Linked DNA regions of Homo sapiens: all the other regions are linked to region 2. Evidence: chromatin loops called from intact Hi-C (ENCODE). Cell type or tissue: heart right ventricle. All regions are shown on one strand.

Evidence for each region. A loop is a pair of places that touch in the nucleus more often than their neighbours do. Peaks named below come from ENCODE experiments on the same cell type or tissue, not always from the same donor. Only the 100,000 strongest peaks of a DNase experiment are listed, where the experiment ranks them.
Region 1: a loop joins it to region 2, with 11 times the contacts of the local background. A loop is called at or near these places in 33 of 110 quality-filtered maps.
Region 3: it touches region 2 in a loop (7-fold over the local background); 11 of 110 quality-filtered maps call a loop at or near these places.
Region 4: a loop joins it to region 2, with 2.6 times the contacts of the local background. A loop is called at or near these places in 33 of 110 quality-filtered maps.
Region 5: a loop joins it to region 2, with 5 times the contacts of the local background. A loop is called at or near these places in 15 of 110 quality-filtered maps.

Annotation. Positions count from the first base shown.
Region 1 is chr13:101,783,909-101,788,908 of GRCh38, forward strand. The region is part of intron 3 of FGF14 (fibroblast growth factor 14); the gene reads right to left. Among named protein-coding and RNA genes, the nearest start is that of FGF14, 130 kb to the right of the region's middle. In heart right ventricle, a CTCF peak has its summit at 2,136 (motif pointing right); a DNase peak (open chromatin) is centred at 2,165.
Region 2 is chr13:101,914,092-101,919,091 of GRCh38, forward strand. FGF14 (fibroblast growth factor 14) reads right to left here and starts at 2,854. Exons shown (of 5, transcript NM_004115.4): 1 at 2,362-2,854. The coding sequence starts at 2,554. RefSeq lists an enhancer at 4,185-4,686. In heart right ventricle, a CTCF peak has its summit at 2,473 (motif pointing left); a DNase peak (open chromatin) is centred at 2,377; H3K4me3 peaks cover 1,396 bases; H3K27me3 peaks cover 4,452 bases.
Region 3 is chr13:101,512,835-101,517,834 of GRCh38, forward strand. All of the region lies in intron 2 of ITGBL1 (integrin subunit beta like 1), which reads left to right. Among named protein-coding and RNA genes, the nearest start is that of ITGBL1, 63 kb to the left of the region's middle. In heart right ventricle, a CTCF peak has its summit at 2,071 (motif pointing right); no DNase peak of the experiment used is centred here.
Region 4 is chr13:101,792,380-101,797,379 of GRCh38, forward strand. The region is part of intron 3 of FGF14 (fibroblast growth factor 14); the gene reads right to left. Among named protein-coding and RNA genes, the nearest start is that of FGF14, 120 kb to the right of the region's middle. In heart right ventricle, no CTCF peak of the experiment used is centred here; no DNase peak of the experiment used is centred here; H3K27ac peaks cover 1,183 bases.
Region 5 is chr13:101,141,934-101,146,933 of GRCh38, forward strand. It overlaps NALCN (sodium leak channel, non-selective), which reads right to left. Exons shown (of 44, transcript NM_052867.4): 16 at 2,827-2,963; 17 at 1,147-1,288. Among named protein-coding and RNA genes, the nearest start is that of LINC00411, 200 kb to the left of the region's middle. In heart right ventricle, a CTCF peak has its summit at 3,076 (motif pointing right); no DNase peak of the experiment used is centred here; H3K27me3 peaks cover 311 bases.

The DNA of each region.
Region 1 (5,000 bases), 130 kb before region 2:
TCCCAGCACCATTGACTGACTAGGGAATGAATCCTTTCCCCATTGCTTTTTTGTTGTTGTTGTTAGGTTTGTCAAAGATCAGATAGTTGTAAGTGTGCAGTCTTATTTCTGAGTTCACTATTTTGTTCCATCGGTCTGTGTGTCTGTTTTTGTACCAAAGCCATGCTGTTTTGGTTACTGTAGCCCTGCAGCAGCTTCTTGATTGATCTCTTTGTTTCCTGATTCCTCTAACTTATCCTGTACATTAGTGCCAAATTGATATTCCTTAAAGTTCTTTCAACAAGTCACTGCTCACAGTTCAAAGTTTGAACATCATAGCTTAGAAGTAGCTATCTACAATGTGGTCCCAATAGACCTTCTGATCTTAACTTCTATTATTCTTTAATATCCTCTAGTTCAGAGAAGTCTTTTAAATATGCCCTACTCATTTTTGCTGCCAGAAAATTTTCTACATTCTGATCATTTTGGGGAATATAGTTTCTTCTTCTCTCAATTTATTCAGATCCCACAAGGCTCCACTTATGACCCACCTTCATGAAGCCATTTCTGATTGGGTTGCCACATTGCTCAATTCCAGGAGAAACCATTAACATATTTGTGCTCCAGGGAGCAAATTTCTTGTTTACTTTCTAATATTACCCTTTCTTCCCTTTAGACTTTAGTCTTATGTAAAGTTTAATTGATGTCATTCTGAAGATTATTTAACCTTTTCAATGTTTGAATGGTAACATATAATGAATATAATCTTCCCATTTCCCAGCTATTTTCCCATTCTTATCTAATCTTTCTCTTGTCCCACTTGTCAATTTTACTCATGGCTTTCCAGGGTCAGCATGTGTTTATGAAACACCTGCTGTGTGTCTTGAACTGTTTAAGACAATAGACATACACTGTTGAATGAATTAGACTTGATCTTTGCTTTGGTGCAGCACTCATATCACTGCATACGCAATCTATGGGATCAAGTGTGGCAAGGGGGAAGTATCAGATGCTAAGGTGGCTTTAACAATAGGCTAGTGAGGTCATGAAAGGGGCCCCAGACATCTATTTCATGCATAGTTCTCAGGATCACTTCTAGCTTTATTTATACTGTTCCACATGAAGAGGAAACAACCAACCCCAGATCTGCTAAAATGTGTTCAGGGTCTCACATTGTCTCCTAGGTACTCTATTTGAGTAGAATGAGAAGTGCAGTCATTACATCTGCCACAAAAAAGCACATGTCTTCCAAATGTACATATAATGCATACATGGATGTGACATTGGTATATCTTTAGTTTTAATATTTTAAAAATTATATATAGATATGTAAATTATTCAAAGGCAGGGAGCATCCCTTCTGCTTTGTAAAGAATATTTGCGGTGAGGGTTAGCAACCCCAGCTGATCATGACAGACTCTATTTAAATATCCACAGTTTCAAAGCCTAGCTTCTCCCAAAGATTAAAAAAAAAAAAACCCAAACCAAAACAAAGCAAAAGCTATTAGAAAACAATATTATTTTCTATATTAATAAATAAAGAAAAACAATATTAAAGTAGATAATATAAAGTAAAACAATATTATCTAAGAGCTGGGCAACTTGATGTATGTAGGGTTTGCAGCTGTGTCATTTTAAGCCATTCTTGATATTACTAACTGGGTACTACAAGTTAAACTTTAAGTTTAAACTAAACTACATTATCTGTCTATCACCTATCTATCTATTTATCTATTAACTATTATCAATATCTATCTTTAAAGTAGGATACCTTATATATTGTAACCGTATTCTATTATCAAAGTAGCTGGCTCTATAGTATTATATGTGTTCAGAGGGTTTTTTTCCTCCTTTCATAAATCATTTTTGAGTCTTTTCTACGGGATAGAGAGAATCAAGTGTAAGGTGTATTGAAGATTAAGTTAATTTATAGTGCTTCTCTTTGCTATCAGTGTATTCTCAATGTTTTAATAACAATGCATGGACCCCACTCCCTATGTTTTAGGACATAGAGTGATCACTGCATTTTGCCCAAGTTTCATTGTCACCTGCCAGGAACTGAACTGGACATAAGATTCATCCATGTTCCTGAAGACCCTTCTCTGCCATCTGGCATGCACCCTGAGTCAGTGTCCAGGAGCTTGGCTGATAGAACCAGCCACTGGATGTCACCCTTTCTCTATAACCAACAAACAGCGCTGGCTGCTCACAACCACCACCAAAGTGCCCACTGCTGGTCTGATGTGTTGGCAGTAAGACACCAGCTCACAGATTAGACCACACCTTCAACCTCACCTCCCAGAATTCTAAGAGAACTCATCTTCACTAAGTCTGTCTGTCATCATGAACTACCTATTATGTTTTGTTTTCTCCCATTTCTCTGAGAACAGGAATTTTTACATAGGGAAAGACTTAATTATTTGCTTAGAGATTTCTGATGATTCTTGATGATGAAGAGAAAATACTTTTTGTATTAGTTTTCTAGGGCTGCCATAACAAAATACCATGGTTGGAGGGGTGGAGGACGGGGAGTTAAACAACAGAAATGTATTTCCTCACAGTCTAAAAAAGTCTAAGGTCTAAGAAAGTCTAAGGTCTACGGAAGTCTAAGTGTTGGCAAGGTTGTTCCCTCCTAAGCCTTCTCCTCTTCTTCTTGGCCATCCTCCCCTGTATCCTCACAGGTCTTCCCTCTGTACATGTCTGTGTCCTAATTTCCTCTTTGTGTAAGGACACCAATCAAATTGGATTAGGGCCCACCCTAATTACATCATTTTGATTTCATTACCTCCTTAAAAGCCTTATCTTCAAAGGCAATCATATTGGGGGTTAGGACTCCAACATACCCTCAAAAATTTGGGGGAAGGAGGCAGAATTCAACCCATAAAGCTTTTCTTTTTCCAGATCATCTGATTCTTGTGTATTCTCTTATTGTTGCTGACAATTAAACCACATAGCATTTATATAGGCTGGTGGAAGTTGGATGGTGTTGTGCCTTTTAAGAAACTTGAAAAGAACCAACTGTCTCCACACTGGATTTTCTCAACACACAAGCCAGGGAGGTCAACACTGATGACTCACATCATGTCGCTATTTAATCCTGTCCCACCTTCTAACATACAATCTGTCTTGTCTTCCCAATTCCACTTTGCTATGTATTATCTAAAATGCAGAATCCAAGGCTAATTCTGCTCTTTATTTCCAGGTGCTCATTCAAAATATATAATAAGCAATGTGAAAAAAACACTAGGCTATAATTCAGAAAATGTGACATCATCCATGTCACAATAATGTATCTTCAACACACTGTCCAAGAGTATATCATAAAGCTAAGCCAATAATACTTTCCCTGATTTCAAATAGTGTTGTAATAAAGTTAAGCTCTAATGAATGTGTTTTGAAAGCTGTAAAGTACCATCTAGCATATTGAATAGCTGTCACTGTCCATTTTTATGATTATTGTCATATGAATGAATGGATGAACCGCTGTTTTATCCTTTAAAACCAGCTAGTTTCCATTCCTATGGATCGCATAACTCTCTCCACTTACCTTTATTAGAGTGTTCCTTATACTGTATTTTAAATCTAACTTTACTGATCTGTTTTTCCACTGAGTTACAAACCCCTGGAAAAAAAGGATTGTGTCTGCAAGCAGCTCAGTTTCCTCAACGCATAACCCTACATGGTTCTCAGGAGAAACTCCCTGTGCTTTCTGATGACTGACTGCCTCTCCTCAGAGCATGTCAGCTGCATTTCTTTCTGGGTAGCAAGCATCCTGTCTTCTTTTCTGTCCTCCTACCCGGTGCCTCCAAGCCCCCACCCATCCATAGTGGTATGTAAGCATCTTTCCAGTCTCTTCTGCTGTTACCCCAGCAATGTGTGGGACTGTGCTTGGGTTTGGTGTTTCTTTTCACCTTGTTACTCATCTCTGTCCACTGAAAAGCTTAAACCACACAGAAATGCCAGGCTGTTTTCAATTACCTTTTAATTTATGTATTTATTTTGAGACAGAGTTTAGCTCTTATTGCCCAGGCTAGGGTGCAGTGGCAGGATTTCACCTCACTGCAACCTCCGCCTCCCAGGTTCAAGTGATTCTCCGGCCTCAGCCTCCCGAGTAGCTGGGATTACAGGCTTGTGGCACTACGCCCAGCTAATTTTTGTATTTTTTAGTAGAGACAGGGTTTTGCCATGTTGGTCAGGCTGGTCTCAAAGTCCTGACAGCAGGTGATCCACCTGCCTCAGCCTCCCAAAGTCTGGGATGACAGGCGTGAGCCACCACCCCTGCCCCCTGCCCCCTCCTCCACTTTTTTTTTCCTGAAATCATAGGGCAGTTCTGCTAGCATGGTATAGAGTGCAGGTACTCCAGGGCAGGGTGACCCAGTGATATGGGATAACCACCCAGCTACTTTGAGATTGTTGAAATGTCTGCTTTCTGATTTCCCTGTCCAGGCTGTCTCTGTCAGATTAGAGCAATTAAATGATAATGAGGACTGTACATAGGAAAATTAATTCTGGGGACTGTAATTAGCATCCTCCCTATGGGAAACTTATACATGTGTGTAAGCACTGAGGAAAACCCTGAAATATCTGCTAGTATAATAAAAAGAGGCAGTTTTGAGATAGAATGCTGGATTAATTTATTATGAACCGGAAGCATGTTGTTGTAAGAGAGACAAATTCGATTCCTTTAATGTGACTTCGACATTACATGCTTGCCTTCCTTGCTTACTTTGAATGTGATCAAGTTCAAAACTAGATACAAGGGGGAGGAGAGACAGGCATTTAACTGGATTTCTCAAAGTGTATTTTCTATGCAATTCTCTAGTTTGTGTTTGTGATATTAACCAGAAGAATTTTCTTTTCAGTTCTGGAAGCATCAACAGCCCTACTTGTTAGGATTTTGGATATTTCTTTGCCCTTTTTTCCCAGGATTCTTCCTGATTTAAGAGAAATCCTAATTCTTTAATGTTATTTGTGCCTTTTTTGACTATATATATATATATATATATATATATATATATATA
Region 2 (5,000 bases):
ATATGATTTTTTAAAATTTTCTGAGGGCAATTCCCTATGTAAAGAGTGTGTAATAAGAAGGTAAATATGCTTGAAAATATGTTCGACAATAAGACTTAATTAAATGAATAATTATATTGTTATATATAATAATATAAAAGCATACTATTATATGTCGATATATAATTTACATAACATAAAGTCTTAATATTTGTTTTGCTTAAAATTAGTGATACTAATAAATTAATCCTTTTCTGATACTCAAGAGATATATCTGTATTTTTCTCCTCTGAAGAATATATATACTTTTATATAAGAAATATAAGAAGAATAAAAAATTCTCATACAATTTCCTTATAACGTATCTTCCCTTCTATTTTCCTGTCCAAAGTAAGGTAGAAAAGTGACCTCAAATATATTTTTCTTACAGAACATTGAAGATTGCTTATCATTTCAAAATCAGGAATACCAACAGAGCAGTCAGGGTTGAAAATGGAGAAACGGACCATTAGAAAACTCAGACAGCTTTCTATACTGACAAAAAAGTAAACACCCAACTTAAAATTCATTAAGTGTAAAGCAAATCCTCCTTCGCCACCCAATATGGCACAAAACATTTATTGTTCATATTTATAAAATAATCTACTGGCTATATTCTTAAGAAATACACACAAGTTTTAATCATTGTTTATATTAAAATAAGCTTATTTAGTAGATAGTATGTTAATTTACTTTATGTAGACAGCCAATTTGGAGCTGTATGTGGTGAAAACTGTATTCTAAAAGATAGTCTGTTTGATGACATAAGAGGATAAGCACAATTTAAGTCATAATAGATTGATCCTCCGTCTATCAACGGTGATTAAGGCAGTCGAGTTGGTCTCATTACACAAAGGTGGGCTGAATAAGGCTCTAGGCTAATGTGGAAAATTAAAATCCATTTTTTTCTTAATGGCTCCTACACTGGTCTGAAAATATGATTGATCCCAAATTCTCCAACAAGAAGTTCTTATTTTACTTATATAATTTTATTTCTCTAACAGAACTTCCACTCTGATTTTCTTCCTATCTTTGCCTTTGAAGCTTGATAGTAAGAGCAAGTAATCTCCAATTTCTTAAATGTGACAACAAGAAATTGTCCTTTTAAAATATTCAGCATTAGCCTTTAAAAAAAAAGCATCAAAACTTTTGGTCATCAATTTGCAAATGTAAGGACACGCACTCACTCTTTGAGAAACACATGTATAGCTTATGCTTCTATCCCCCGTCTTTGGAACAACAGGGCATTTAAAACAAATACAGCTGGGAGCCGACAATGTAATGTGCTGGGCAAACATATACTCCCATTAACGTAAATAGATTCTTCAATGTTTCCTACCAACCCCACTTGGTTATGAAAAGCCAGCAATGCCCATTTCCCCCACAGAACACACCACATGCTCGCAAAACAACCAGCCTTAGCAACTGGATGCAGAGACAGGCAGAGAGAGAGACAAAAGCGCCTGGCTCCTGAATAGGATGCCTTCTCAGACCCTGGCATTTCAAAGGCAGTGAAAGGTCATCCTAGGTACTAGTTTCTCAAAGAAATACCTGTAGTAAGGTAACTATTCTAGTCACCTTTATATAGTAACGGCTTGTATCTCAGGCAATTCGCCAGTTTTTCAATTAAAACTGACACATATTAGGGATTTTTACTTCTGCCCCCCGCTCCCCGCAATTCGGATTCTTTCTTTAGACTCCCTGAGCCTCTGTCCCCATCCCAGGATTTGACTGAAGGGCTGCAGAGCCCAGGGCTGCGCGCTAAGCAGCCTTCTGCTGAACCTCAGCGGACTGGGCCATAGTTCACACACCCTCCACTCCTTCTACAGCAGCTCCCGCTGGGGGCACCGCCAGGATATCCACATTTGTCCAAGGTCTGGGAACCCGGGAGGTTTCTAGGAGACCCCAGAGACCAAGTGAGGCCAGGCCCACCCCATGGAAACCCCCACCAGCTCAGATCAGACTGCGAGCGGTGGCTCGACCCCGGGTGTGGCAGGAAGGGGTGCCCCGCGTTCCAGAGCCAGTGCCAGTCCCTATCCTCCCGGGAAGCCGAGACTCAGGGGGAACAGGTTTCCCAGAGCCCAGCCTGCAGGGACGCGGAGGGCAGGAGCCGCCGGCGAGGAGCAGCCAACTTGCCATCTCTGGCGGCTGCACTTCTCGGCGGCTACAGGTTGCCCGACAGCGGACTCCAGGGTCCCCGCGACGGCACCCAGAGTGCTCAGAAGGGAGGCCGGGGCCGGGGTGGGCCGGGAAAACCGAGGGAGGGAAGGAGCCTGGAGAAGCTCCGTTTAGGCGGGGAGGGGGCGACCCGGGGCGCATCTCCCGACCATGACCCCCACAGACCTTGGCGCCGCAACCTGCGCTTCTTGAGGCCGAAGATGCGCACTTTGGAGAAGATATCCACCAGGTTGCCGTTGCAGAGCCCGCGGTTCTTGCTGGGGCTGCTCCGCCTCCTGCTGGCAGACGGCCGGTCCCAGTGCTGCTCCCGCGCCTGCCGCTTCTGGCGGATCAAGCCGCTAGCGATGGCCGCGGCCATGGTGGCCCCGGGAACGGGTCCGGGGAGGGAGGGCGCGGGAGGACGGCGAGCCGGGGGCACCGGAGGGGAAGGCGGCGGCGCAGACCGTGGCTCGCCCTCGGGGCAGAGGAGGGGGTGCCAGGCGGGACTGGGGAGAGGGGAAGGGGGGCTCAGTCCTGACCGGGACCCATCGCCCTCTCCGCGGGGCGCGGGGCCAGGCGCGCAGATGCGCCCAGGGCGCAGCCGGACGATCCCGGGAAGCCGGACGTCGTGGCCGCCGCCGCTTGGCCACGTCCGAGTGGAGAGCGGGACCGCGGCTGCGGGCGCTGCTGGTCACCGCTCGTCGCAGGAACCCCGGCGGGGGTCGCCACCGCCACTCGCGCTGCCTTCTCGCCCTGCCCGGCTCCCGGGCGGGAGGTAGAGCCGGCCGGCGGCTCCCCGGGCGCCGGCTGGAGGGCGGGTCCCGGCAGGGTCTCTGCGCGTCCGTCGGTCCGGGTCGCGCTGGGCAGGACTCAGCGCCGGGCTCCAGCTGCCCGCGGGCCGGTGCCGCCGCCGGCGCCGCCCGCTCTCGGCTTCTGCCGGTGATTGTCAAGTGCTTTGGAAATCAGCATCTGGAGAGACCAATCTTCTCCCCTGAGATCTCTAATCAAACGCTCCGTTCCCACCCCACTACACCCCCTCCACCTATGTGGTCCCCCTCCTGATGTACCTCTTCAGAAAGAAACAAAACGTATAGGTAATAATGATTTAAAAATAATAAGAAAGAAAGCTAAGATGGATTGCAGGGATGGGGTGCTAAGAGGCCGAGCCAAAGCAGGTGGAATTGAAGGAACATCGGGGCGCTTTTTCTTAGATGCAACTCGCTGGTTCCCGAGCCTTCCGCGGCTTGGTTGGGGCTTCTCGGTCTTAACGTGGTTACCGGTGCACTGAAACTCTCAGCAGCGGTTGGAGGGCGAGGTGGTTTCCGCCCTCCCTGCTAATCCCTCCAGCACCAACGCCCCCCCGTCGCCACCCCCAACCCCGGGTTGGAGGGAGGAGCCTCCACTCCTCACCTAGTCCACCCAAACTTGCAGGACCCTCCCTTCTGCTGCAGGAAGGGTAGGTTTGTCATTTTGAAAGGCTACACGGAGCAAAAAGGAGGGAATGGAAAGAGAGAAGGTGTGATTAAGCGAGATAGAAAGACCCCACTCCCAAATATGCTCCCCAGCCCTGGGAGGAGGAGATGACAGCCGCAGTAGCTGCTACAGAACAGCAGCTGGGTAGGATAAACGCCCAGGAGAATGTTGAAGAAGTCAGGGCAGAAATATAAGGGGCAGAGGAGGGTGTCACACTATTCCAGGGACAGTGAAAAGCAGCCAGACAGGACACTCCAATTTGAGCTGTCATCTTCTGGTGTCCCTGGGCAAAGAAGCTCTGTCAGGGAGCAAAGCCATCTGAACTGTGTCTGAAATTCAAATACAACAGCCGGCGTCTCCTCCCCCTTGATTTTCTGTCTGTGTCCCGACAGCGGTTCCCTCCTGGATACCTGAAAATGTGAAGGTCCAAGAGAAAGGGCGGCAGTGGAGGGCACCCGAAAAAAACAAAAAGCCGGGGGGAGGTTGGGAGAGAAACACTTCATGCTTGGATGAACACAGTTCCGTGGTTTCTAGGATACACCAGAGTGGCAGAACCAAGTGCAGCTCTGGCTCCGGGCTTCTTACTTTTCTCCTCTTCCCTTTACACTGCTTTGCCTATCAGCTCAGGCAGCTAAAGAGAAAGAAATGCTCGAACTAGACTTCTGGAAATTCAGTGTGAAGCAAGGGGGAGAGATGGCTCACTTGGTAATCAAGAGACTTGCAACAACCTTCTTCTCCAGTGACTGCTTTAGAGCTGGAAAGAGGGCAAGCACACTACGCAGGCAGCCCTGGGAGCAGTTCTCAACCAAAACACACTTTCTCTTTGTCTCAGGAATAGGCAGTAGAGTACTCGCCACCAGGCAACTGGGGGGAAGTGCAGCAGATTACAGGGAGGCTGGGCACCTTCTGCTCTAAGCAACTTATCCACAGCTTCTCCATGGAAGCAGCCACTGCTGGGCTGTTGTTTGTTACCTTCACTCCACATTTACCAACAAGTCTCCTTTTGGGAAGGAAATGCAACCTGATGAGAGTGTGTAGATTTAGATCTAAGGCAGGGATCATTGGCTTTACGACGGTGTTTGTCATATATTACAAAGTGTACTTCTGGAAGTTTATTTTCTACACTTTGCTATGTTACATCTACAAATTCTACAATTATTAAAAGGAATATGCTAGAGTTGTTTTGCTAGAAACTTGCAATCCCTAGTCACTCATAAAATAGCAAAAGTGAGAAAAAGGGGAATGCTAATTATTTTGCTCTGCCTTTCCCTCTCTATTTTCAGTTTCATATGTCTCTTTTCTTCCATTTTTTTGTGAGTGTGCATTTATGTTGTGTTGCTGTAGTCCTGCTT
Region 3 (5,000 bases), 400 kb before region 2:
AATATATTATAACAGAATAAATTATAAAGATTGCTTGGGTGTTTCCTGTACCAGGACATAGCAGTGGTTTGGTGTCCTGCCCATTTGTGTGGCAGGAAATTCTTTTGTTTGTGCTGGTGAATCGTTTTGTCTGGGGCTTCTTTCTTTGCTAAAAATCTTGCATTCTTTCATTTGGCAAGCATTTTGTCAACAACTTTAACTTGCAAGAACTATGGGTCCACCTATTTAGGCATTATCGATGAGAACTTCTAAAGGAACAGCCTTTGAGTGTACAGTACTATGGCACACACCCCTAAGGAACCCTCTATGAGTAATGGGTTTGTATAATTCCTTTTTCTTCAGTGGAACCTAGGACTTGCCTGATATTCCAGAGAGTGTGAAGAGGGATATTTAAAAATAAAAATGAAAAAGTGTTGCCCCCATAGTATGTAACAAATGCCTCTCAGGTGTGACAGATGTGAGTTATACTGTGAAGGTGATATTGATGAGTCTGGGTAGGTGTGCAACTGCTTATGGCATAAGGCAGGTACACAGTAAGACCAGTAAGACTAAATGAGAATTACTGGGTATGGAGCTTGGGGATCCAATAAGCCTCCCAAGTGATTCCTGTGTACACTGAAATTTAAGAAAATTATTACATGGTGCCAAAATTTTGTTGTTGATCATGATGATCATTGGAAGACAAAATACCAAAAATTTTATCCAACGTATTATGTCTTTAAGAGAATGTTATAATTTTAAAAGAGAAATTATATACTCCTTAAAATCATTTTCATTAATCAAAATTACTTATGGCTAGAATTCCTCTGCCTTTATAATGCTCTTGCACTTCTAAGTCTAAAGCCTTTAAAATGGTCAGTAATTATTATACTTCAAATTAATGAAGAACCATTGACCCCATGAAATCAAGTTCTGAAATTGACCAACAAGTAATGAATTGTTAACGAGGATGTATTATTCACATCTGCAGTAATTATTTTGCACCAATATTCTAGATTTAAGTGATCTTGGAAAATATCATACATGTGATACTCCTGATCTCAAAGAACAACTTAGTAATGTATAATTATTTTTATTTTTCTGCAATAACTGAGAATGAAGTGCATATTTAAATAAATATTTATATAGTGTTTGTTTATTCAATGTGAATTTCATCATATAAAGTTAATGCCCTAAATTTAATATCTTTTGCATTATTGTGGCAATTGTGATAGTTAACACATCTGTAAACACAAACACATGTTCTGTGTTTCCATTTGATGACCTATAAATGAAGACACATTCTAAAGTGAGACAAAATAACTATATCCTAAATATTCTATCCTAAACGTCCCCATATTCTTGCATTGTATGAAGAAGTGTGTTGGCTGGTGTATGCTAATTTAATAGTTAGATATAATTTGGTTGCTTGATGGAAGATAAAGGGAAACTTGCAGTTTGAAAGCAGTCAGAATGTTAACATCTGTTAAAAATTTGCTAAGTTTCATCACTGAAATTGCCATGACTTAGTACTTTAGAGGGAATAATTATCTCCCTTGGAAAAAACTAATCACTTTAGAAGTGCATAAACACTTCTAAGTCACAAAGGTGCTGTTTCATGAATGACATCAAATTATTATTATTTTTTTTGGTTAGGAATCAGTTTTAGGAGCTAATTTATTTCCTAAAGTCTCTCATTTCTTCTTTAATGTCATTTGTGTAGTGAGAGATATTAACAAGCTACTCTACAAATGATGAGAAATATAAAAACAAATTAATTGTATCTATTAATAACCGTATCTGTTAATATTATGAAATTTCCATATTTCTCCCCCTAGCTGTTGTCAACATCACATCTATTTATTGTCTGAATTTCAATTTCTTTGTTATCCCTCATATATGAAAGTTTAACCTTGAACCTGAAATGACCACTAAATATACTGCCTTAAAAACTGGAATACACATGGGTGTGGTATGTGTGTACCCTCACTTATTCCAACTTAGATGCCTTCCATTCCTTCTATCCACCTTTGCTCCTGAGGTCCCAGGCTAGGGGAATTTGGGTTGTACTAATAAGCACTTTAATATTGGCCACCAGAGGGCTCCCATATTCCTTCCATCTAAGTATGAAAATACAAAGTGCAACTAACATAAAGTTCACCATCAAATAGAAAATATTATAGGAATTTATGATATAGTTCTCTCTAGAGTGAAAGTGTTCCAAACCCATTGTGTTCTTATATAAAATACTTACAATGAACCAATTTGGGATACTCAACACTTTCATTAAAATAAAGTTATGAAATTATGTTTGGTTTTGTCTTTGTTTTGGGAGGTTATGATAAGACTTATAATACTTAATTGGTGATTCCACATTTTAAATATTAATGTTAGTAAATCTGGATGTAAATCCATTATTTACATATGAATGATGTAAAATACAACTGATTCTAGTCATAGGAGTACAATTTTTTATCACAAGCTAGCTATATAAATAATCCTCTATTAAAACCCCGGGTATTTTTTTTTTTAGCCCAGCATTTTGATGGTACACAAAACTTTAGACAACAAGATGGTAGGGTTTCTTTAAGTGTGTGTTGGTAGTAAGAAATAGTTCCATTGGAGAAAAACAAAGAATTGCTTCGTTGGTGAGTCTTTCCACTAGTTCTTGTTGGGTTGTGTTAGCCGAGAACCATTTGCAGTTACTGAGACATGCTGGGATACCTCTCAGGGTTTTAGAAGCAGCAAAGGTATCTGCCATTTTTTTTTCTTTTTCTTTCATTGATGGTAATTTGTTTGGTTTTGTACTGACCAGGTGCTGACCAAAGTATTTATGTATGCAGACATATTTCTGCTGTGCAGTAGAGGGTAGGGTTAGCCAATAGTGAAACTGTTGTAATTGACAGCGGAACAGACTTTGAAGTTTCTTTAGGAACTCTTTGAATCTAGGTGAAACATTTCATATGAGTCATCAGATTGATCTTCTCTGCGATGTACTTTAAAAATTACAATTCATTTATCATCAGTAACCGAAAATGGCATTTAACCATTCTACCTTTTTCAATTGCTTTTCTTCTAGAACACATTACTTATATTTCTGCACTTAAATGTGCATCAAAGAGGATAGCAACATGGAAGGCCTGATTAACTAACTCAATTATACACCCACACCTAGATGCTGTCTTTTTGACTGTGAGACTGCAATGTTGTGTTGCAGAAGAAAATAAAACAATCTGTTCCCCTTTTTTTATCCATTATGTTATTCTGGTCTGAGAATTATTGATTGTACTTTTTCTTTAGAAAAAGAGAATAAAAATGAGCTAATTTTGGTGCACCTTGTATTTATTGAAATAGTTTTAAAGCAGTGTTTTGAATTATGTTTTGATATGTGTTTTTAAAACGGTTTTTCTGAAAGCAGGCTTTCTTTGTTTAAATCCTCCTCTGTCCCATCCTTTGCTTTCTTTTCATGAGACAATTGTGATTAAAAAGCACTCTAATCTCTAGGGTTAGATTATCATGTCTAAATGAAATGCGGTTATAAAACTATCTTTGTATACAATCTATTTTGGAAATTTGAATAGTTTTATTCAGAATCACATAGTAACAAATCCAGTCCAGTTTGTCCTGATGATTCAGTGGGATTTTGATCTGATAATGTTCACCAGGCATTTGCATTCAATTTCTGCTCAAGGAAATCCACAATATCGCAACTAGTAATTGACTGCATTTTAAAAATATGCACAAGCAAAAGAAAAGGTAGAAAAAATGCAACAACCAATTTTGATAGTGACTGGATATTATCATAGCCCAAAAGCTAACTGTATTATGTTCCTCTTAGAAGTCTTTGAATTAACAAGCAAGGCAAATTTTCAGGGTTAGATAGATTTTATTCAGGAACATCTTTGTTAATTATCATATTATTTCTAAGTTTATACTGTCTAGGAATAAAAAATACCTGGAAATGTTTTAATTAGTATGTTCACACACTTCCATGTAAACTGATTTGGGTTCCTAAGTTTCCTGAATAATTGCTCTAATTTTGAAATTCAGCATTCTTAGATACCACTCCAATTGTATGTATTTACCACTTAGAGAGAAAGTTTATTCCTATCTAGCTTGTGTGAAATCAAATTGGCAGAGAATGAACTTTGGCTTAAAAGCTTCTCCTGACATTTATTTGCAAAGGTTTCTATGGCTAATATTCTTGCACTCAAGGTGACATTAAGCTTCCTTGGTCACTAGGGAGAAATGTGGCTTTTCTCTTCACTGATTCTGGGTATGAGAAGAAAAGAATGACTTGAGGATATGCCAACCTCACCTTGCTTCTGTCTGCCCCTAGCTATATTTTATATTTGCATTTCAGGCAAGAGACCAAAAAACTGAATTCCCAACACAGAGAGACAGTGGCGAGCGAGAGGACCTGCATCACCCAGCTCTTAAATCCTACATCAGTACCTATGCCTAAAGCCACCAATGATATCCAGAGACCTTCCTATCTGAAGCTATTGATGTTTATTTTTTTCAAGACTTTAAGACCTCTCAAAAAATAAAATATAAAATTTAACTTAGAATACTGGTGCTTAATTGTGACTGCACGTTACGCTCATCTAGGGGTGCTCTTTAATTCCTAATACTCAGGTTGCATCACTGACCAATTAATCAGAATGACTGGGATTCAACCAGACCTCAGTAGTTTTGTAAGCTCTCTCTCATGACTGTGACTACACTATGGGTTGAGAAGCACTCAAAGTTTGAGAACCACTGTCTTGTAAACCAGGACCACTAAATGATATCATAATCCTACATCCTGACATATGTAAAGGATAAGGATCTTAGACTGCAAATCCAGATGTTCAAGAAATACAGGTTGATTATGAGTTGTGTGGTCCAAATTCTGTAATTCAGCCAGTGTGGTGGAGGGTTAATCTTGGCCAATTCAGGGTTCTTCCTTTCCATGAGAATGCAAGTGAATTACAATGGGTTCAGAGAGTGCTACATTATTTGGGGGTAGGGCTGGAGAG
Region 4 (5,000 bases), 120 kb before region 2:
GGTTGACAACTGATGCACAGGATACATGTCACAACTCATCACTGCCTATCTTGAGGGTATGGGCCTTGCAAGCCTCCAGCAAAAATGAAAACTCTGAACAACACAGTGAAATCTCATTTCACAAGATGAACTAGAATCAAGGCCATTTTCGTGGAGGAAAAAAATCATAGAAAAGGGTTATTGATTTATGCCCCAAATAGACTGCCATTGCAAGAGGGCTGTGAAAAATATAAATTGTTGTTAGTTGTAAATCCAACATCATAAAACAAATCTTGTGCACAAGTATTTTCTTTGCCCCTCATGCCATCATTTTTGTTGTTTTAACCAATTAACTCTACATTTAAAAATGAGGAGAATTCACATAAAGCTGTGATTTCTAGCTTCTCTTGAAAAATCAGAAGATTTAGCAAGGGGCCCTATAGTCCTTGATGGAACAATCAGTTGGAGCTGAGTAGAACCTGGCTATTTTCATTTTTTAAAAAATTTGATTGGCTTTTTTTGTATACTGACAAATTATAGTTATATATATATATGAAGTACAAAGCAATGTTATGATTTCTGAATACAATGTGGAATTATTAAATCAAGCTAATTAACTTATCCATCACCTCAAATATTTGACATTTTCTTGCAACAAAAACATTTCAGAATTACTCTCTTAGTGATATGGAGATGTACATTACTCAGTTATTAGCTGTATTCACTACACTGTGCAACAGATCTATAAAAAATACTCAAAATTATTTATCCTATCTAACTGAGGCTTTGTATCCTTTGATTATCATTTCCCCATTCCTTCCACCCCCCAGCCTCTGGTAACCACCATCTACCCTCTGTTTTCATGAGTGCAATTGTTTTACATTCCACATATAAGTGAGAATAAAAGTGTTTTACATTCCACATATAAGTTATAAGAAAAGGAAAACTTTTCTGTATGAGAATGTGTGGTATTTGTCTGTGTTTGGCTTATTTCACTTAGCATAATGTTCTCCAATTCCATTCATGTTATTGCAAATGACAGAACTTCTTCCCTTTGTAAGGCTGAATAGTATTTCATTGTGTATATGTATGTATCACATTGTCTTTATCTATTTATGTGTTGATGGACACTTCGACTGATTCCATAAGTTGGCCATTGCACATAGTGCCACAATCAACATGGGAGTGCAGACATCTCTTGGACATAATGATTTCGAATCTTTTAGGTAAATACCCAGAAAAGGGATTGCTGGATCATATGGCAATTCTATTTTTAGTTATTTGAGGAACCTCCATACAATTTTCCATAATGGCAGCACTCATTCACAGTCCCACCAGCAGTGCACAGCCTCTTCTGTCCCTCAACCTGACCCATCACTTCCTACACCCAAACTGATTCACTCATTGACGCACCTGACCCCCTAAATATGTGAGTTTGAGATCATTTGCTAAACCATAAATAGGGCTGTTGTGTGATTTATTCCCTTCACATTTTATTTTGAAAATAATCAATTAGCTATATATATATTAGTGAGACTCTGATGTTTGTAGCTCTGTCATAGGTGATAAGGCTTCTTGCAGATACATGGAAATATATGGGAGATAGGTAAATACCTTCAGGGAGAATTGGAATGCCACTGCATCACACACACACAAACTTCCAATGTCACATCAGCAATTCAAGCAGTTATGTCCTCATAAATGGGTGCAGTTGGCTTCTGACCATATTCATTCTGTCATTCTTCTGACTCAATTTCTTTTTTTGCTTTATCTGTTTTTACTTTATTTCCTCTCCATCTTTGTCTCTCCTCCTTTTCTTGCTCACTGTCTCTCTCCCCCTGGTTCTCTTTCCTGCCAGTAACTACTGAGGCTCTCTGTAAGCATCTGTGCTCTCTCTCAGTCTCTAGTCATTCCTAGCACTTTGCAGTCAGCTCTCTTTCTCTACGGTTATTAAATCTACCAAAGGAAAACATCTGATTTGGTCAGTAGTCAGGTGCTACTCAATATAGAATATTCCTGTTGGGTAGACTTTCTGGCCCTGATCAGAAGGGACTGAGATAAATACCACATGGGCAAACCAAGCAGGACCACTTATGTACAACACTGCCAGCGGTCCCTTTTTCTAGGGCCAAATCGCAAGCATTTTGATACACGAACTAATATCACAGACAGGGCTTCTCTGCTTTAGCAGCAGTTCACAGCTTGAAATTTTTTTCCTGTTTCTCATCTTTGAGTCCCTTGGGGATTTAGTGCTACCTAGCAGCAGAGAATTAAAAACAAAAACCACTACAACAACAAAAATGTGTCCCTGAAACCCATGCTATATTCAACTGAATATTCTAATGTCTTTGATTACAAAGCCATCTCTAGCAATTTAATACAATTATGAAATGGAAAAGTTGGCAAATGCAAAACAATAGCTCGTGTTCAAGGTATGTCTTTATTAGGGGAAGTTTATCGAAACAGATGTTTATGCTATTTCCTATAAACTAGATTCTAAAATATTTTATTCTATAAAGATGTATTGACTTTATATGAAAAAATTATTGAAAAATCTACAAGATGGTGAAACTCTTTAGAACTATATTTCTATTACAAGTTTATTTTTAATTTCAAAAATGTACTGCATAAATGCAGCAAAACCTTTATTGTCACATATTAAAACATGTACATTATTGTGTGCAAATTAAAATTTCATTACCTTAAACCAAAAAGTGAGTTGGCCAGATAGTAAATAATTTAGGCTCTAAGGCTGAAAAGCGCTTGTATTAATTACTCAACTCCACCACTATTTTGCCAAAGCAGTCACAGACAATATGCATTCACATGAATGAGTGTGGCTGCATTCCAATAAAGCTTTATTTATAGAAATAGGGGACAGGCCAGATTTAACCAGCAGTTACAGTTTGCCAAATGCTGCCCTAAGCTGTTGTTTGATTGTTAAGCTATAAGAAGAGAGAAAGTCCTTTTAGGACTGCATATAAGAAGTATATTTAAAAAGAAAAGAAAAGGGAAACTTTTCTATAGCATCTTCTCCATTGTTTAATTATTTCTTTTGTTTAAGGTAACTAGTAACTTAGACCTTCTGGGATATGAGGAGGGGAAATTAAATCCCCTGAATCTGTGAGGTTTGCTGTCTCCTTAAAAATTCAGCTTTTCCATACCCCTGACTCATATCATAGAATAGTGGCAGTAAGGCAACACATACTTTCTTTTTATCTTGCCTTCATATTCCTGAACCATCAGAAGTAGAAAATAAAAATAGCAATGGCAGCCTGGATAGCAGAGAAAAGCAGCACAAAGCAAAACGAGAAGCCAACACTAGAGGGGCAAACCTGCCATGACAATTACTCAACCATAGTACAGGAATCACGTCTTAGGATGCACACACAATCACGGTACATCAAGTGAGTCACAGATAAATTCATGTTGTAAATATTTAGTGGGTGATTACCATGTAGCCATGTTAATCCAAAAAGTTGGATTTTGCTACATGCAGAAATCATTAGACAGTATTCTATTAAGCATAGAAATAGCTCTGTAATCTTGTGTGTTTTCTCTGAAAATACAGCTGAATTGAGGAAAAAATGCCAAATACGATAGAATTTAGCTTGTGTAAAGTGTGCTACATGTAGATATTAAATGTAATCTCAGATACTTACCAAAAAACACTTTATATATGTCCAAAGTATATGGCAGTAATGGCCAAAATTAACAGCAGTTCCTAGAAAAATAACCTATAATATTTTTAGAAATCGTAAAATATAAAGTTCCACTGAGTGGTCATGTTTTTCTTCAGTAAATAGCTTAAAATTAATATTTTTAAGTTATATGAACATGATTTAATATATACTAAACCCATTACTAAAATTCATTTCTTTAAATTCTCAATGATCACTCTAGCAAGAACCTGCAATAACGCCTTCGATAAAACACCTTGCTGTAGCCTTCCAGATCTCTCCACTCTGATCCTGCCTCCCCTGACCCTTTATATCTTGGTGCTCACCTTCCATACTGTTCTGTGTCTACTCTGCTATAATGTTGAGCCTGAGCATGCACTGGGGGGTCCTTATGCCCCCATATTTTGTTTTTGTGGCCTCTTACCATCAGTTATGGGATAAATTATATTCCCCCCAAATTCATATATTGAAGTCCATACCCCTACCACTTCAGAGTACAACTGTATTTGAAGACAGGGTCTTAAAGGGGCAATTAAAGACAAATACGATCATGAAGATAGGCCCTAATCCAATAGTATTGGTATCCTTATAAAAAGAGGAGATTTGTACATAGGCATTCAGAGAGGAATGACTATGAAAAGACACAAGAGATGACAGCCAGCTATGAGTGAAGGAGAGAGGCCTCAGAAGAAACAATCCTGCCGGCACCTTGATTTCAGAATTCCAGCCTCCAAAACTGTGAAAAAAATACATTTCTGTGCTTTAAGCCCCCCGGTTGGTAGTACATTGTTACGGCAGCCCTAGCAGACAAAAATATCCTGATTGCTGTCCCCTCCTGCAAGGTCATTCAAGCTATTGCTCTACTTTCTATGTCCAGATTAATCAGGGCCTCCTTGGCCAAATATTTCCAAATCCTGACCTCCACGGGATAACTATCTTCTCTGTGGTGCAGGGCTTGGGGCTGGAATTACAAAAGCCAGACCCAGCACCCAACTCCACTGCCTATCAGCTTGGGAAATATTCTCGCAAGTCTTCTTTTTCTCATATTTAAAATTAGAATTATAATACCCACCTTACAACATGAGACAGTGTGTGTGCAAACACAGTTGTTGTTTCTTTGTAAACTTACTGAATGCATTTTTCTTGAATTACAACATATTCTATGCTACATCACTTTTAATTGTTTATGCTTCTGGTTTTTCCTTCTAGGTAGCAGGATGCTGGAGTATACGGGTTAAGTTTATTTATCTTTATAGACAGGGTGGCTAGGACAGCTCTTGCCCTATGGTTCCTCAAAGAGTACTTTCTGGACACAAAATGAAATGACCAATTAATTTGTCA
Region 5 (5,000 bases), 770 kb before region 2:
CAAACTCTACTGTTTAATCTCTTTAATATTAAAGGACAATTATTAATCTTTCATTTTCTAACTGAACTGACATTGATTATGTGACCAAGCTGATATATATAGTTTGATACTATGCATACATATATACACACATATACATTTATATGTCTATGTGTGTATATATAAATATGTTTACTTATTATACCTAGATAATACATTCTATGTCTTTTTTTTTTTTTTTTTTTTTGAGATGGAGTCTCACTCTGTTGCCCAGGCTGGAGTACAGTGGCACAATCTCAGCTCACTGCAACCTCTGCCTCCTAGGTTCGAGTGATTCTCCTGCCTCAGCCTCCCGAGTAGCTGGGATTACAGGCATCCACCACCACGCCCAGCTGACTTTTGTATTTTTAGTAGAGATGGGGTTACACCATGTTGGCCAAGCTGGTCTCGAACTTCTGACCTCAAGTGATCCACCCGCCTCGGCCTCCCAAAGTGCTGGGATTACAGGGGTGAGCCATGGCACACAGCCCTTATATTATTTTTTTTAAAAGTGAATAAATGAAAAAGTACATTTCTTTAAAATTATTACCTAAATTTGCTTTATTTATATGTGGTTCCCTACTGATACTTTGCTGTGGAATCTGAAAAAAATTTTCCCTTCTACTTTTCAAATGATAAAGAAATAGGTAAACTAGAACATGAATAAGCTCTTGCACCTAAGTTCCTGCCACATACTAAGCATTGAATAAATGGCAATTCTTTCGACCGATTTTAGAGAAACATGCTCTCGTATCCTCTCTGATGTAATAAGTAGACATAAGCAGTTGTACTTGCAGGAGATGGCAGGTCATTACACCTGGACTGAGCCTTGGAGATCCCAGCCCTTTATTCCGCACCTGAGAAAATGCAGATTTGGGAGGCTCTTGATGTTTACAAAGTCGCATGGCTGCCACGTGGCGCAGCTCAAAAGCTTACACGGGCAAATGCAAAATTTCAATGCATAGAGTAAAAAATGTTAGGTTTCATGATATCTTTTACAAATGAAATCATTTTATTTTCATTATTCTCTTGAGAAATTGGATTCCAGGACCCTAAAGAACTCTGCGGTTCTTTTCTCAAACATAGATGCTTTTTAGAAGCCTGGTTATTCGAAACAGCAGATCTTACTTTTTGGTCGATGTATTTGTTGTCCTCAATTGCTGAGCGTTTGGAGTGGTCGCAGGAGGAGGAAGAGGTGGTCGGGAGGCTTCTCAGGAGGCAACATGTGTCCTGTTGCTGGCGGTCAATAAACTGCTTCATAAAACTCTCCCTTTGCAAATGAAGTATATGTGCATCAGGCATTATTAGTGGAAGGGAGCAAGTGACAGCATTTTGCAATGATGAGTTTGCTTGAGCAAAGATAAAGCAGTGATAAAAGATCATAGAAAACTAGATCATGACTAAAATATTTCATTAGCAACAGCTTCCTGAAACTCAGTGACTCCTGCTTAAAAAGCAATATCCTTGAAATAACTTTCAAGCAATATTACTCAGTAACCGATGGTAGTTTTTTGAATCTTTTTTTTTTTTGAGACGGAGTTTCACTCTTGTTGCCCAGGCTGGAGTGCAATGGTGCAATCTCAGCTCACCACAACCTCCGCCTCCCGAGTTTAAGCAATTCTCCTGCCTCAGCCTCCAGAGTAGCTGGGATTACAGGCATGCGCCACCACGCCCAGCTAATTTTGTATTTTTACTAGAGATGGGATTTCTCCATGTTGGTCAGGCTGGTCTCGAACTCCCGACCTCAGGTGATCTGCCCGGTTCGGCCTCCCAAAGTGCTGGGATTACAGGTGTGAGCCACCGCACCCAGCCCAGTTTTTTGAATCTTATTGTGGTAATAAAACACTTTTTTTCCCCCTCTAAGACTTGGAAGAATTAGTTGCTCTCTCTAAATGTCCATTTATCATAAGAATGACTAAGAGAGAATTTTACATTTTAAGACTCAAAAGCAAGTGCGTTCATCTGATCTTCAAAGCATAACGAAAATTCAAGTAACGTCTCTTCAAATTACCAAATTCAATTAATTTTGTTTTTTAAAATTAGAAATGCAAATATATTTCTACCCGAATTTTAAATATTATGGCACCATATATAGTCTCATACTTTTATAACCCCCCACAGAATTATTTTTAAAGCTAGTAACATATTACTGTAATTCTGTTTGTAATTTCTTGAGCTATAACTAGAAGAATTTCCTTTTATTATTAAAAATAGGTGTTTAAAGCATCTTTTATGCATTTGCTTAACTGGAGGGCAAACGTGGTAGAAAATCAAATCAGTATGAGTGGAAAAACGCCACGGTTCTTCTTTTAAAAAGTGGAAGGCAAATTATATATGGTAACCTGACATGGTAGGCTCCATAAACACTGTAGTAGTACACAAACTGGGCCAGCTGTGGTTTCCCTGTTTGCTTGAAAATAAAAGGGCCACAGAGGCAATTTTAGTCTCATACGGTTGGGGTCTGAGATTGATGTCTACCTGCCATCCCTGCAACACTGAGCAGCTTCTCCAGTTTCCTGGGATGTCCCATTCCCGAGGAGTCATCCCAGAGAGAAGCGATGGGAAGCAGCCTTCTTGCTTAGGCTACTGCAGTTATAAAGTGACTCTTCTGTGAATACATTGCTTAAAAGAGTCAAAGTTGTTTATTTATTTATTTATTTTAAATAGAGGTAGAGGTAGTAGAAAGATGACAATAAAATAGAAAGAAACCCAACCCACATATACTTAAAAGAAGGGTTAAATCAGATTTAAGATGATGAATCTTTTACAATATATGTGAAATATGCAATTAAAGAAGTATTTTGGTACCTGATTTTAGGAACTGTAAAATCTGAAGGAAGCTTTGAGATTTTCACCATTTGAGGTCTGTTTGGAAATTTTTCAAAGATTCGCAGGCGTAAAGGGAGCTTTTCTTTGGTGTCCGCATTTGCTTCACTTTGCTTTAACTAAAGAAAAATTGGAAAGAAGAAAAAAAGGGGGAACCTATAATACTATTATATACGTTACACAAAATTAGTTTTAGAATGGAAGCAATAAGTAATTACATGAAATGCCAGTAGATGGCAGCAAAGGCCTACCAAGTATACCTCTCTTGCCCGCCATAAATTGCTCTATGAGCTAAAACTTTTGAGTTAACAGAAAAAACAAAAACAAAACTTAACAACAAAAAAACTAAACCAGAAAAAAATTCAAGGAAAACTTTATGTCATTTTATTCCCAAAGACAAGTCTCTTTTCATCTCAGACATTTTTAATGGTTTACTATTACTTGCATATTTAAACAATAAAATTTGTTTACACATGCCTAACGCTAGAATTAAAAATTTTTAAAAACCATGAAAAATTTAAAAAAAATTAACTACAGAATCATACTAAGTAGTAGCATTTGTAAAGAGAGACAATGGCAGGAAAATTGGTTATGTCGCCTAGCAGATTAAAACAGAAAAGCTCAAAACACAAATACCACATTTGGTCCATGCAGCGAGTTTTCCATTTGGCTGCAAACATGCTTGGACACGACGAACTTAAATGCCATATGATATCTTTGTGAGGAATGACAATCAAATGGATTTATTTAAGAGTGTATATTTATATTTCTACAAATTGAGTTTCAGGGAAGCTCAGGTTTAACATCATAAACTGGAACAAGGCTGAACTAAGATACTACAAAGGTGGACTGTGGCTTCCAGAATTCATGCTATACTTTCCTATGCTCTCTTTTTCTCTCCCAGTGCCGACGTCTCTTGGAGTCCCTCTTTACTTCTGTTTACCTCTCCCCTTCTCCAGGACCTTCTGCAGAGTGGAACACCCTTCCCCACGTCTGCCCTGTCTTCTGTCCCGGCTTCCCAAACTGCATCTTTTAACACTGATGCCTTTCAAAGAGTACATGTAATTCAGGCTGCCTTTTTGGAGGGATTTGGGGGGTGGGTTTCAAAAATCATCCACTCATTTACCTCCTTGTTGGGTATGGTTTTACTCTATAATTTGTTTTAGGAATTATGGAAAGATAAGAATTAGAGGCCAAGAGAGCTTTTAAAACAGGAAGAGAGATGGCAATGCATCCCTCCTATATGTGGAAATACAAATTGGCTAAGGAGAACAGGAGGGCTTCTTTTTGGGGAAACATTCCCATTTCAATATGATGGATGACTCAACTATCCTATTGGTTGTGAGCTCATGATGAGATTATACATCCTGATTTCTGGTTTTCTTATTAGGCTGCAGAAATCGCTCTTATGTTTTTGTTTTGTGTAACATAAACATTTACCTTAGCCATTTGTAAGTCTGATTTGATTTTGTGGGTAGCCTTTGGTTTTTCTGTCTTAGATGGTAATCTTATTTGGAGAAGGAGTCACTGCTGTTCGTTGCCTTCCTCCCTTCCTAACTGGAGTGCTCAACGCAGTAATGTGTGCAAAATGGCACGTTCTCAACAGTTCCATGGTTATGATGATGACAATGGTAAGGAATTAGCTCCCAAAGACACAAAACAAAAAGTAGTAGCATCTCTGTGAGAGGTACACAGTTAGAAAAATGATTCCACACACGAGTAAAGAGATTTACCAGGAAGAGTCTTGTTTTCTAAAAGTTGATACAACTAGTAGAAAAATACTTGTCAGTGGTAAATAGAGCAGAAGTAGAAAAAGCAGTTAATCTATTAGATCAGATCAGAGTGTAAGGCAGGTATATCAGGCCAAAGGTGATAAGACAGAGCAGAAATAAAGTATTGTTAATTCATGCATTTGCTGACTCATTTATTTATACATTGATACTGTCACTTATAAATCAAATCTTACAGGTCAGGTTCTGTGCTAAGCTCAGGGGATATAAAAAGAAATAAGTCACTGCACTCGCCCTCACGGAGCCCACAGTATAACTGGGTAGATAGTTCTATAAAGAGACAATGATAATAAAATAGAATGGCCACTCTGGCAGATATAGGAACAGAGTGCTCGGAAACACAAGGTATAGAGCAAAGAGAGAAAT